Regions from separate parts of the Homo sapiens genome. Here region 2 is linked to region 1. Evidence: chromatin contacts called from ENCODE Hi-C or POLR2A ChIA-PET data. All regions are on one chromosome and are shown on one strand. The core of a region is the stretch at or near the end of the contact, and the rest is flanking DNA. Distances in the headings are between cores, read along the strand shown.

Evidence for each region. A loop is a pair of places that touch in the nucleus more often than their neighbours do. ChIA-PET counts read pairs that join two places held with the same protein, here RNA polymerase II (POLR2A). Pooled maps may share reads with other maps.
Region 2: a map of gastrocnemius medialis shows a loop between it and region 1 (7-fold over the local background). The contact joins two enhancer-like sites. A Hi-C loop is called at or near these places in 2 of 168 maps with a recorded cell type or tissue (endothelial cell of umbilical vein and gastrocnemius medialis) and 5 of 50 pooled maps. POLR2A ChIA-PET finds 5 or more read pairs at or near these places in 7 of 52 experiments (AG04450, GM10248, GM12878 and 4 more).

Annotation. Positions count from the first base shown.
Region 1 is chr11:111,691,251-111,696,484 of GRCh38, reverse strand. The region is part of intron 4 of SIK2 (salt inducible kinase 2); the gene reads right to left. It also overlaps a transcript of PPP2R1B not described here. Among named protein-coding and RNA genes, the nearest start is that of PPP2R1B, 73 kb to the left of the region's middle. RefSeq lists an enhancer at 3,350-3,863. Within about 2 kb of position 1,449, at least 3 of the 41 ENCODE cell types and tissues checked have a DNase peak (open chromatin) inside an H3K27ac peak, as active enhancers do; they include gastrocnemius medialis, where a contact is called at or near this core.
Region 2 is chr11:111,726,884-111,732,695 of GRCh38, reverse strand. It overlaps SIK2 (salt inducible kinase 2), which reads right to left. Exons shown (of 15, transcript NM_015191.3): 15 at 1,841-5,812. It also overlaps a transcript of PPP2R1B not described here. Among named protein-coding and RNA genes, the nearest start is that of PPP2R1B, 37 kb to the left of the region's middle. RefSeq lists an enhancer at 1-49. Within about 2 kb of position 1,320, at least 22 of the 41 ENCODE cell types and tissues checked have a DNase peak (open chromatin) inside an H3K27ac peak, as active enhancers do; they include gastrocnemius medialis, where a contact is called at or near this core.

The DNA of each region.
Region 1 (5,234 bases), core at 200-2,699:
CACGTGGCTTCATTTTGACTTTTTTAAACTTTTAATTTTGAAATACTTTTAGATTTATAGAAGAGTTGCAACAGTAAATTCAGAATTCCCCATACCCTTCACCCAGCTTCCTCTAATGTTAACATTTTACATACCTACAGTATAATTATCAAAACTAAGCTTCAATTATCAAAACACTGATTCACTACTATTAATTAAACTACAGACTTAACATTTCATGAGTTTTGTCACATGTTCCTTTTCAGTTCAGGGATTCCACATTGCATTTAGCCTCATGATTCCTTAGTCTTCTCCAATTTGTATTCATATTCTCTCACCTGGGTTCTATATGGCCTGAAATATTTATAGAAGAGGATTAGGGGTAGAGTCTTTAATTACAGATCAGTTATCGACTCTCATGAAAATCAACTAGGCCTCAAAAGCTGAGTCCTCTGTCTCTTACTTAATTAACCAGCCGCAGCAGACCAAGGATATATCTGAACACAGCCCTAGAGCTGCTATTGTTTTCTGCTCTGTATTTTGAAAGTTGACTGACTGACCTATATGGTCCTAACAAAAACCATTATCACTGTCATCACTAAATTATATAAATTATCAGTGCCCAAACATCATTAGCAAAGGCACAATGTTTTAGGAATAAGAGGGTCTTGCATAGAGTAAATAAGCTAACTCTGATGATTGTTGTCTAATGGGAACCAAATACAAAATGGAGAATTCTGTTTGTTGGAATGAAATAATGAAATAAATCAAATACTAACATGTATATAAATCACCTGGGGAAACTGCTAAAGTGCAGATTCTGACTCAGTACATTTAGGGATGGGCCTCAGATTCTGCATTTGTAACAAGCTCTGATGTGATGCTCATGCTGCTGGTCTCCAGACCACTTTTTGACTAGCCAGAAAACAGAATAAAACAGAGGCGGTGAAAAATATACATAAGATTTAAACAGTTTGTCAATGTTTACTGTTGCAAAAGATTACACTTGCTAAATACTTTTAGGTTTTTTATTTAAATAGGAGATTAAATAAGAAAATCGTTAGGTTAAACTAAGTCCTTTTTTTTAAAACAGGAAAAAAGCACACAAAACATTGAAAACCAATCTTCAAGCTAAGGAAAAGTAAATGATTTCTAGGAATCAACACCACTGAGGCAATTTTTAATCTCCAGCAGTGTGTTATAATGTCTAATTTATAATTTAAAAAATCCTCCTACAGAGCAGCAGATGGCTTTAGGGTTAAATTTATCCTTGTTTCTAAAATTACCAGCAGAATTCAGCTACCCAGCCTCGATGAAGAGTTACACATCCTTTGTAATTATAATAGGAGTGAAGAAGACAATTATGAGGAAATGAAAGCTGACAAATGAGAGGTGGAGAGTGATAGAGATGAAGCTGACCCATTGCACAAACTGAATGTGGATCGGCCAACACTGACGTCAATGCATACTTTGTTGCCCACCAGCACGAAAAGGTCAGTTGCACAGTTCATTTCCAAACATCAGTCACTCTCCCATCTGACAGGAGGGAAGGGAACAATCATCACAGTTGAGATGAAATGTGATCCTGCTGACCAATGTAAGACATCTATTTGTCCAGTCAGAGAGTTCAATGAGCTAAGAAGCAAATAAATAATCTTCCTTAGCTTAAATGAAGGGGAAGAGAAATGAAGAGGGAAAAAAAAATCAAATCAAACCAAACCCTTTGAGCCATCTTCCATATTCCCAGCTTACTGTGGAATGCTAAGTAGGACTTAAGGATACAAAGTTTCATTGTGCTTTTTGATGTAAAGCTCTTTTTACTTTTTACGTAATGCTAGTGGCAGAAGGATAACAAATGGAAGACTTACAATAAATATTTTCCCAATAAAAATAAAATACTTAAAAATTTTTAAAAAATATTTTTCCTATCTTTGCCTCTCCTACCCTTTTTCAGTTCTAGGGGACAAATCTGAAATCATATATACAGAAACCTTGACTCAAGGTCATCTAGTAAGTAGGAAGGTTGCTAGAAGCAATGATGGGCCACTGCCTCAAATCAGAAAGGAAGCATTCCTCTTGGGCTAAAGACAAGTGACTCGTGATGTACAGGTCAGATTAATCAGGCTAATTATACAATACTAATTACATTTAAGGTCTCTCTCAGCAAAAAATTAAGTTGCATCAACCAGAGACAATTGAGAATATGTGAAAAACTTTCCTTGGTCCTAAAAGGTTTGTATTAATAAGGCTTTAAAGCCTTAGTTAATTAAAAAAACATGCCGAGAGGGTTATATGGCTATTAAAATTTTAAGGCTTTGTTTTCACAGGGAATCAATTATACATTGAATACAAATAATAGCTACCTTGTATTGAGTGTTTACATGGTGCCAGGAGCTTTATCTAACAATTTATTTAACAAACAGTTAACTAGCACTGTGTGCCGGGCACTGTTCTAAGTACCCTACAAATATCAACTCAAGTAATAATCACTATGAGATATGAACTTTTATCACTCTCCCTTTACAGATAAGGAAACTGAGAAGAGAGAAGTCAGGAAACGTGGTCAAGGTCACAAAGCTAGTAAGTGGCAGAGATAGGATTCAAACTCAGGTATCCTGACTACACAGCCCATACTCTGACCTATTACCCTACATCGACTCCCTGTCTCCAATATTATCACCAATCCCTATAATCTGTTCCTGAAAAACAGATTTGTATTTAATAGATATGGAAACTCAGGCCTAGAAAGTGTAAATAATCGGCCCAAGGTTATAGCTACTAAGTGGCACAGACAGAATTTGCACCAGCACTGCTACTCAACTCAGTACTCTACATGAAGCCCTGTTTGACGTGTGATTAATTCATAGATTTTTATCCTTATTTAAGTATTTATTATAAACATTTTAGATTGGGAAAGTTGGAGAATAAAACTAAATATTCCTCATCTATTTTATTCTCAACTTAATGCCTGAACAGCCAGGGCCAAAACAGGTGGAAATAGTACTGCAATTACTAAAACTACTGAAAGCCAGTATTTGCATTCAGCCTCCTACTGTGAATGTCCTCACACTCACTTTTTACAAAGGTTGCAGGTCTCATGGTTGAGGCAATGAGTACACACTGGTGTGGGTGAATCCATGGCTCATTAGTGTCTCAAGTTTTTTTTTTTTTTTTGAGACGGAGTCTCCTCTGTCACCAGGCTGGAGGGCAGTGGCACAATCTCGGCTCACTGCAACCTCTGACTCCCTGGTTCAAGCGATTCTCTCCTGCCTCAGCCTCCTGAGTAGCTGGGATTACAGGCATGCACCACCATGCCCAGCTAATTTTTGTATTTTTAGTAGAGACGGGGTTTCACCATGTTGGCCAGGATGGTCTCGAAATCCTGCCCTCGTGATCCGCCCACCTTGGCCCCTCAAAGTGCTGGGATTACAGGCGTGAGCCACTGCGCCCGGCCTGTCTCAAGTTTTTACCCACGGGGAAAACAAAACCTGGAAACTGATCTCAAAGCCATGTTTCTGTTATTTATTAAAATGAACCATGTTTGATACTTCTATTCCATTTTGTTTTATAAACACAAAAATATTTTAATTTTGTGCTTCTCTTCAATTTCAATATACAAGATGGCTAAAGCAGTTCATTTATTCAGCTTATTTTGCAATTAAAGAGATTTTCATAAGCCAAAAAAAAAACCCAGAAAAAAGTATAATTTGAGGGAATAACTTTGTAAGGGTTCTTGTAATTTCTTCCCACAGAGCCCTATTTTTCCCATGTGTTAGATTCCATTAAGATTTAAGAGTTCTCAGAGATAAGAAGATGATCCTTAAAGAAAATCAGGGCCATCAAGAAGTTATAAAATTTACAGATAAAAATAAATATCCTAGAGAAATTCTTTAAAGACATTGGAATCCATCTAAACACTTTATAGCACGTGAATGATCTGGCCCATGCCCGCCTCTCCTGGCTTTTTTCCTATCATTCTCACTGGCTAATACCTGCAGTTTCCTTACCACTCCAATTCGCTCTGGCCTCTCAGCCTTTGCATGTGTGGATCCATCTGCTTGAGGCAGATACCCCAGCCTCGATCTCTATCTCTCTCTCTCCCTCTCTCCTTTTTGTGTTTTTTTTTTTTTTTTTTTTTTTTTTTTTTTTTTTTTTGAGACTGAGTCTCGCTCTGTTGCCTAGGCTGGAGTGCAGTGGCAGGATCTCAGCTCACTGCAACCTCCACCTCCTGGGTTCAAGCAATTCTCCTGCCTCAGCCTCCGGAGTAGCTGGGACTACAGGCGCATGCTGCCATTCCTGGCTAATTTTCTGTATTTTAGTAGAGACGAGGTTTCACCATGTTGCCCAGGCTGGTCTCGAACTCCTGAGCTCAGGCAATCTGCCCGTCTTGGCCTCCCAAAGTGCTAGGATTACAGGCATAAGCCACCGAGCCTGGCCTCTCCCTCTTTCTTTCTCTGTCTCCCCGATCCCCAATCCTGCCACAAATACCTTCTTGTTAATCAAGTGTTAGCTAATAATTTCCCTGATTCTTCCAGACAGAGTTAGTCTTTCTCCTAGCCTCATGTCCCTGAAAACAATGATCTTTTTGTGTTATATTAACTTAAAGGTCTGGTTCTTATTTGATTAACTCCTTGAGGTAAGAGCAGAGTTAAGCTTTTTGTCACTGCTGCTGTTTTTGTCTTGAAATGTATGAATATCCAGGACTTAGTCCAAGAGCAGAGTAGAAGCTTAATAAACATTTACTAAAATTTTTGAGGATAGTGGAGATGATAGAGAATTAAGTGTGGGCAAGAAAATTTGAGTGCTTAGATATACTCTGTGCACACATGTGTGTGTGTGTCTGCTTGTAATGAATGGAAGCAGGGACACTAAATGTACAACCATAGAATGATGGACCCCAAAATTCAATTAGTGAGTACCCCTTTAGGAAGAAGTGACACAGAATGCTTGGAAATGACAAAATGGTGTAGTGGGAGAAGGACAGATACTGTGGTCAGAGAGACCTAGGTTTGAATTCCAGGTCTGCTACTTATTATCTGTGTCAGCTCGGCCAATTTTTTAATCTCTTTGCATCTCAGCTTTCTCATCTAGTAACTGGCAATAGCTAAGCGGCTCCCAAGATTGCTGTGAAGATGAAGTAAGTATCTAGCAGAATACCTGAAAACAGTGAGGGCCCAATTAAATGTGAGTCATCACACTGTCTTCACCAGAGAGAACTTCACCAATCTGAATTTTTATCTGACTTCTATATAATT
Region 2 (5,812 bases), core at 71-2,570, 36 kb before region 1:
TTTTTGAGATGAAGTCTTGCTGTGTCGCTCAGGCTGGAGTGCAGTGGTGCGATCTCAGCTCACTGCAACCTCTGCCTACCAGGTTCAAGTGATTCTCCTGCCTCAGTCTCCAGAGTAGCTAGGATTACAGGCGCCCGCCACCACACCTGGCTAATTTTTGTATTTTTAGTGGAGATGGGGTTTCACCATGTTGGCCAGGCTGGTCTTGAACTCCTGACCTCAGATGATCCACCTGCCTCTGCCTCCCAAGGTGTTGGGATTACAGGTGTCAGCCACAGCACCTGGCCAAGAACTTTTGAGAGAGCAGAGGCTGAGTCAGGGGTTCCTAACTTTGGTCCCTGGTGGGGAGGGGGGCCTCGGGGGCCCAGGAACCAACTCCTGTCCTGAAATTCTGTGTCCGAAGTTCTGGGTCTGTGTACATGCTCTTTGGGAATAGTCCATAGCTTGCATGTCAAGGGGATCTCTGAGTCCTCGATTTAAGATCTAGTGGGGCAGAAAGCAGCTGCTCGCCAGGAACAGAACCTTGGGCCCTGTTCCCACCTGTCCTGCGTCTTGATGGAGAACTTGGGAAGTGCAGGCACTGCTGTCTGGTTCCATCCACTGGGCAGAGGCCCTGGGTTTGGGGTGCAGGCCTCCCTGCTGCTCTCCTTCCCCACCCTGCTGGAGCCTTCGACTCACAAAGGCTGCAGAACTGAAGAGTGTCCTGGGGAGTGCGGGGTTGGGGCCTAGCTGGCCACTGGTCTGTTATTTTGCCTGCGTCCTGGGGCATTGGAGTTGTTTTTGGCAACACAGAATAAGAATGATGGAGAAATCTGGTGGGAAAGGGAAAACATTGTTACTGAAATTTAGTGCTTTCCTTAAAAAAGAAATGAAACTCAGCAATACTGAAATTTTGGGTAGCCAAGGGGTAACCACCAGTTTAAGGCAGAACTGAGCTATTGTCAGCAGAGTCAGGCAGCAGTGGACGTTGGTGGAGAGGGCTCCGCTCCTTCCAGCCTCTGCCAGTGTGGGCCCTGCCGACTGCACCTTCCCACCGCTACCCAGAGACCAGCGGCTCACCCCGCAGGGAGGGAACTGTCAATGTTCTATAGCATGGGCTTAATTGGAATGGTTTGAGTGAAACCAAATTTCAGTCGAGATCCTGCTGCCAGCAAGCTGGATATAACAGTGGCCTTTCACTCAGGGCCTGGCACTGAAACAGGTCCAGGATGCAGGAGAGCAGCTTGGCACATGGTGCCTCCAGCACCCTGAGGGCGTGGAGCTGGGCCTCAAAAGGGTGCCCCGCCCATGTGAGGGAATGCACTGTGTGAGCGCACGTGCAGTGTCGAGGCCTTTGGCAGACCCCAGAGAAGATGTGACATCGTGACTAAGTAGCAGTGTCTTTTGCCTGGCAGCTCGCAGCACCTCCCCTCCCATTTCCAGCCCCTGCCCTGTAGCTGCCTGTCCTCGGGGACCCCTGCATCTGCCTCCCCTCCTCCTACCGCGGCATGAGGCCCTTGCCCAGGCTACCTGGGCTGATGCGCTTTGCCCTGGGACTCTGAGAATCAAGGAGCAGTAATTAAGCAGTGCCCAGCAGGGCCCTGTCCTTGTGCAGGCTGCGGTTAGCAGTGCTTCCGTCAGCGATCTGCAGCGGCTAACGTGTACTCGGGCGATTCAGAGCAAGGTATTATTTACCCTGCTGACGTCAATGAGAACATATTATCCACTGTCCTTTTCTGCAGCCTGAAATGAGCACCAGAACTCAGAGAACACAGCCACCTTCCATACTCTAAAAATTCCACCCAAGGCCCGATGAGGCAAAAACCCTATCGCATTAACCTGACATTCACATCACCCGGGCTCTTAGAAAAGAAGTTGTTTTTATTTTAATTCAAGAGGGTTGGAAACATAAAAACAGTACATTTTCCTTGCAGAAAATTACCCCATTTAAATTACTATTTGGTACAGAGATTATTTATTACACTGCATTTTAGGCAATTTTCTAACATTAAGTGACAAGTTATACTTTTGATTTTTTTTTTCACATTGGAGCTATTATGATTTGCACTCATAATACCAAAGCTACTGAACTCACCAATTTTTTTCTTAGTAATTAAAAAAAAGCACACAGAAAATATAACTACAGTTAGATTAACTTTATCAAAAGTAACTCTTTCAGACCAAACATCCAGCAAAACCACCCACCTCCCTTCAGATATAAGCAAATAATCTTGCCCTTTCTACAAAGTGCAGATATCTCTGTATCCCTTTTATTTCTCAAACTGCAGTCCCCGAAGTGAAGCAAACCTTTCTCTCCACTTCTTTCCCCTTCAGAGATTTTGGTGAAGGCAGGTTTCTCTTACCACCCATGGTGGAAAGGTCTCACCACTTGAATTTCCTTGACTGAGCAAATCTTCTGCAGACAGACACCACAGAGCCAGCAGCAGCCCATTATCTGCACTGGGGAATGTGACATTATTCCATCTGGGGTCATATGTTTCCAGGATGTTGTTTTGTACTTCTATTTTTAAAGCTCCCCTCTACCCACCCACTTTGCCTCTGAAAAGACAGAGTATTAAGTCAAAGTCTGTTATTACTTTTTTAATCCTAAAAGTAATAAGCACTTCTAGTTGATGGGGCTTGACTGTAAGGAAATGTTACGCCCCTCGTTGAGACAAAGGCTGAGTTCATGACCGTTCCTGGGGTGGAATCTGCTGGCCTGCAGTGGTGGCCTGATGCCGTGCGATGCGGCCCCTTGGCAATTGAGGAAGGGGGTGTTCTGTAGGAAACTGCTGTATTGTAACTTGGAAAAACTAGACATCTTTGAGGTGAGCCTAAACTTCTGCAGTTAACTGGACGCTGAAAGGCAGGCGGGTCTGCGGGGTTTTTGTCTCCCTCAGCCTGGTTCAGTGCACGGCCACCTGGACAGCTGCACTGTCACCTGAAGGCGGCCTCTTCCCCAAAGCCAGGCGGCTGTTGAGTGGAGAATAAGGTTGTGGGAACAATATCACATTCACCCTGTGCTTGACCAAAATGGGGGCTTTGTTTATACAGCTGTTTGCTTATGAAAAGAGTCAGATGCTACTGAGGAAAGAGAAGGGAAAGAGAGGGCTTCTTCCAGCACTAGAAGCCAGAGAACCAAAACCAGAAGCCAGTCAACCCAAGCGCGTGTCCCAGCTCCTTCTATCACCAGCTGTGATCTCAGAGAAGTCACAAACTTCCCAAAGCTTTGGTTTCTTCAGCTGTGAAAAATAAGGACAGTATCTCCCCAGCTAATTTCATAGAATTGTTGTGAGGGTTAGAAGAGAAAGTGCTTGGTAAAACTAATGTACAAATATAAGCTATTGCTCCCTTGTGGGTGGGCGAGCAGAGTATCTGGGCAGAACCCATCACAGCTCTCCCTGGGTGGGTCTGCGAGCACTGCTGCCGCCTGGTTCTCTATCTGTGCCCCAGTGTGTGCCTGAGTCTGCTGATAGGTTGAAACCTGCCTGGAGAAGATGTGGACACAAGGTGGGGGTGCACGTAGGATGGCTGTCTTCTAGAATCAGCTAGGCTACCTTAATTAGGACAAAAATGGTAAAATAAGAATGTGAGAGGCTACTGGAAGGTGAGAGGCTCCACTGCTTTCGTTCACCTGCCACCAAGGGCCAGACAAGGGCTCTGACATTACAGGTGCTTCAGACCACACTGTAGAACCTGTCAGAAGGGAGATGATAGAAACTTTAAGAAAATCTCTTTGTCCAGTTTAGAAACAGAGGCAGATGATACTGCTCTTGTCTTTTTTTTTTTTTTTGAGGTGGAGTCTTGCTCTGTCGCCCAGGCTGGAGTGCAGTGGCACGATCTTGGCTCACTGCAAGCTCCACCTCCCGGGTTCACGCCATTCTCCTGCCTCAGCCTCCCGAGTAGCTGGAACTACAGGCGCCCACCACCACGCCCGGCTAATTTTTTGTATTTTTAGTAGAGACGGCGTTTCACTGTGTTAGGATGGTCTCAATCTCCTGACCTCGTGATCCGCCTGCCTTGGCCTCCCAAAGTGTTGGGATTACAGGCGTGAGCCACCGCGCCCGGCTGATACTGCTCTTGTCTTTCATACATTGCTCTGAAGATAAGTTCTATAAAAAAATTCCAGGTCGGGTGTGGTGGCTCACACCTGTAATCCCAGTACTTTGGGAGGCCAAGGTGGGTGGGTCACCTGAGGTCAGGAGTTCAAGATCAGCCTGGACAACATGGTGAAACCCCATCTCTACTAAAAATATACAAACTAGCTGGATGCGGTAGCACACACCTGTAGTCCCAGCTACTTGGGAGGCTGAGGCAGGAGAATGGCTTGAACCCAGGAGGTGGAGGTTGCAGTGAGCTGAAATCACGCCACTGCATTCCAGCCTGGGTGACAGAGCGAGACTCTGTCTCAAAAAAAAAAAAAATTAAATAAATTCCAGAAGCAACAAAATGATCAAAGATCCCTGCCTGTACAATGACTCCAACTTACGAGCTTCCCTGTTCTCCAATTTTCACCTTTCATGTTTAGGCACAAAGAGACCGAGTGGCTCGGGTGGCTTCCCAGGAGGCAGTTAGAGGCAGCCCAGTTTAGGAGTTTGAGTGTAGCAGGTCAGCCCTGGCACCGGTGTCAGCCACTGTTCACAGGGACTGAGACTGTGAAATGACACACTGCATATTGTCTCTATAGGAGGTCGAATGGGAAAAAGTTACCTGGAGTATGAATTTTCTTTAAACCAATAGGGAGCTTAAATGTGACTGTTGATACAGGTTTTAAAATGTAATACAAACATATTTACGAACCTGGGGCTTGACTAGAGGCTGGAGGACCCCAAAAAGGAGCGCCACTCACTCACTGTGTCCTTGCATCCTCAACTGCCCGCATGTCTCCAGAGGCTGCTTAGTGCCCACACGCCTGGGACCAACTGTGACTCCAGGCTGCTGCTTGTCACCTTGCCTTAGTTTCTGGCTGATCACCTAATCACTCTGGAGCTGAGAATATCCTTCTCCCCACATCTAACCCGTGGGCAGAATTCTGTGAGCGTTTCCCTGCCTTTAGGACTGATGACACTCGGTGTGTGGGTGGAGGTGGGGGAGTCGTCAGTCTTATGATGAGTCTCTTCTGCTGGAGACTTTGGTCCACGAGAGAGGGTAGGGGGCAGGGGAGAGGCCGATACTCCTACAGGGGGGGTCCCCCCTTGCTCCCCATCAAAATGCAGAGCACCCCATTACTCCAGCACCAGAGTTGGGAAGGGACACAAGAGGCAAGGGCTGGCTTCAGTCTTGGGCTCCTGTCTGTCCCAACCACTGACTCCAGCATACGGTTTAAACACTTGGGAGTTCTTGATATCTGAGGAAGAAAGGGCCACTGACTTTTTCTTTCCTAGGAGGCAAAAGTGGATGGAAGAGAGAAGGGGTTTGCTCAGATGGGCATGAACAGCCCCTGAGCCCCATCCCCACTCCCCTGGTGGGCCCTGATGCTCTCCCACGCAGGGATTCTCAAGGTGGATGGTGTAGAGAACCATCAGCCTCCTTTTCCCACGGTGACAGAAGGCAGTGCAGGCAGAGGTGGCGAGGGGGCAGCTGGGGACGGTCAGTGTCACCGGGAATGTGAAAGTGGGCCCCCTCTTCCTGTCGGGCTAACATGCTGTTTGCCTTACAGGGACCAGTGTATCAGTTGCGTGGAGATACTAGAGACACACTTGCCCAGCTGGGAATTGCAGAGCTAGTGCATTTCTCCCAAAGCACAGACTAATACCCCAGATTTAAAAAAAGAACATAAAAAATAAAGTACCACACATATTGCACTTTTTGCCGAACGAAATTTTTACCTCAC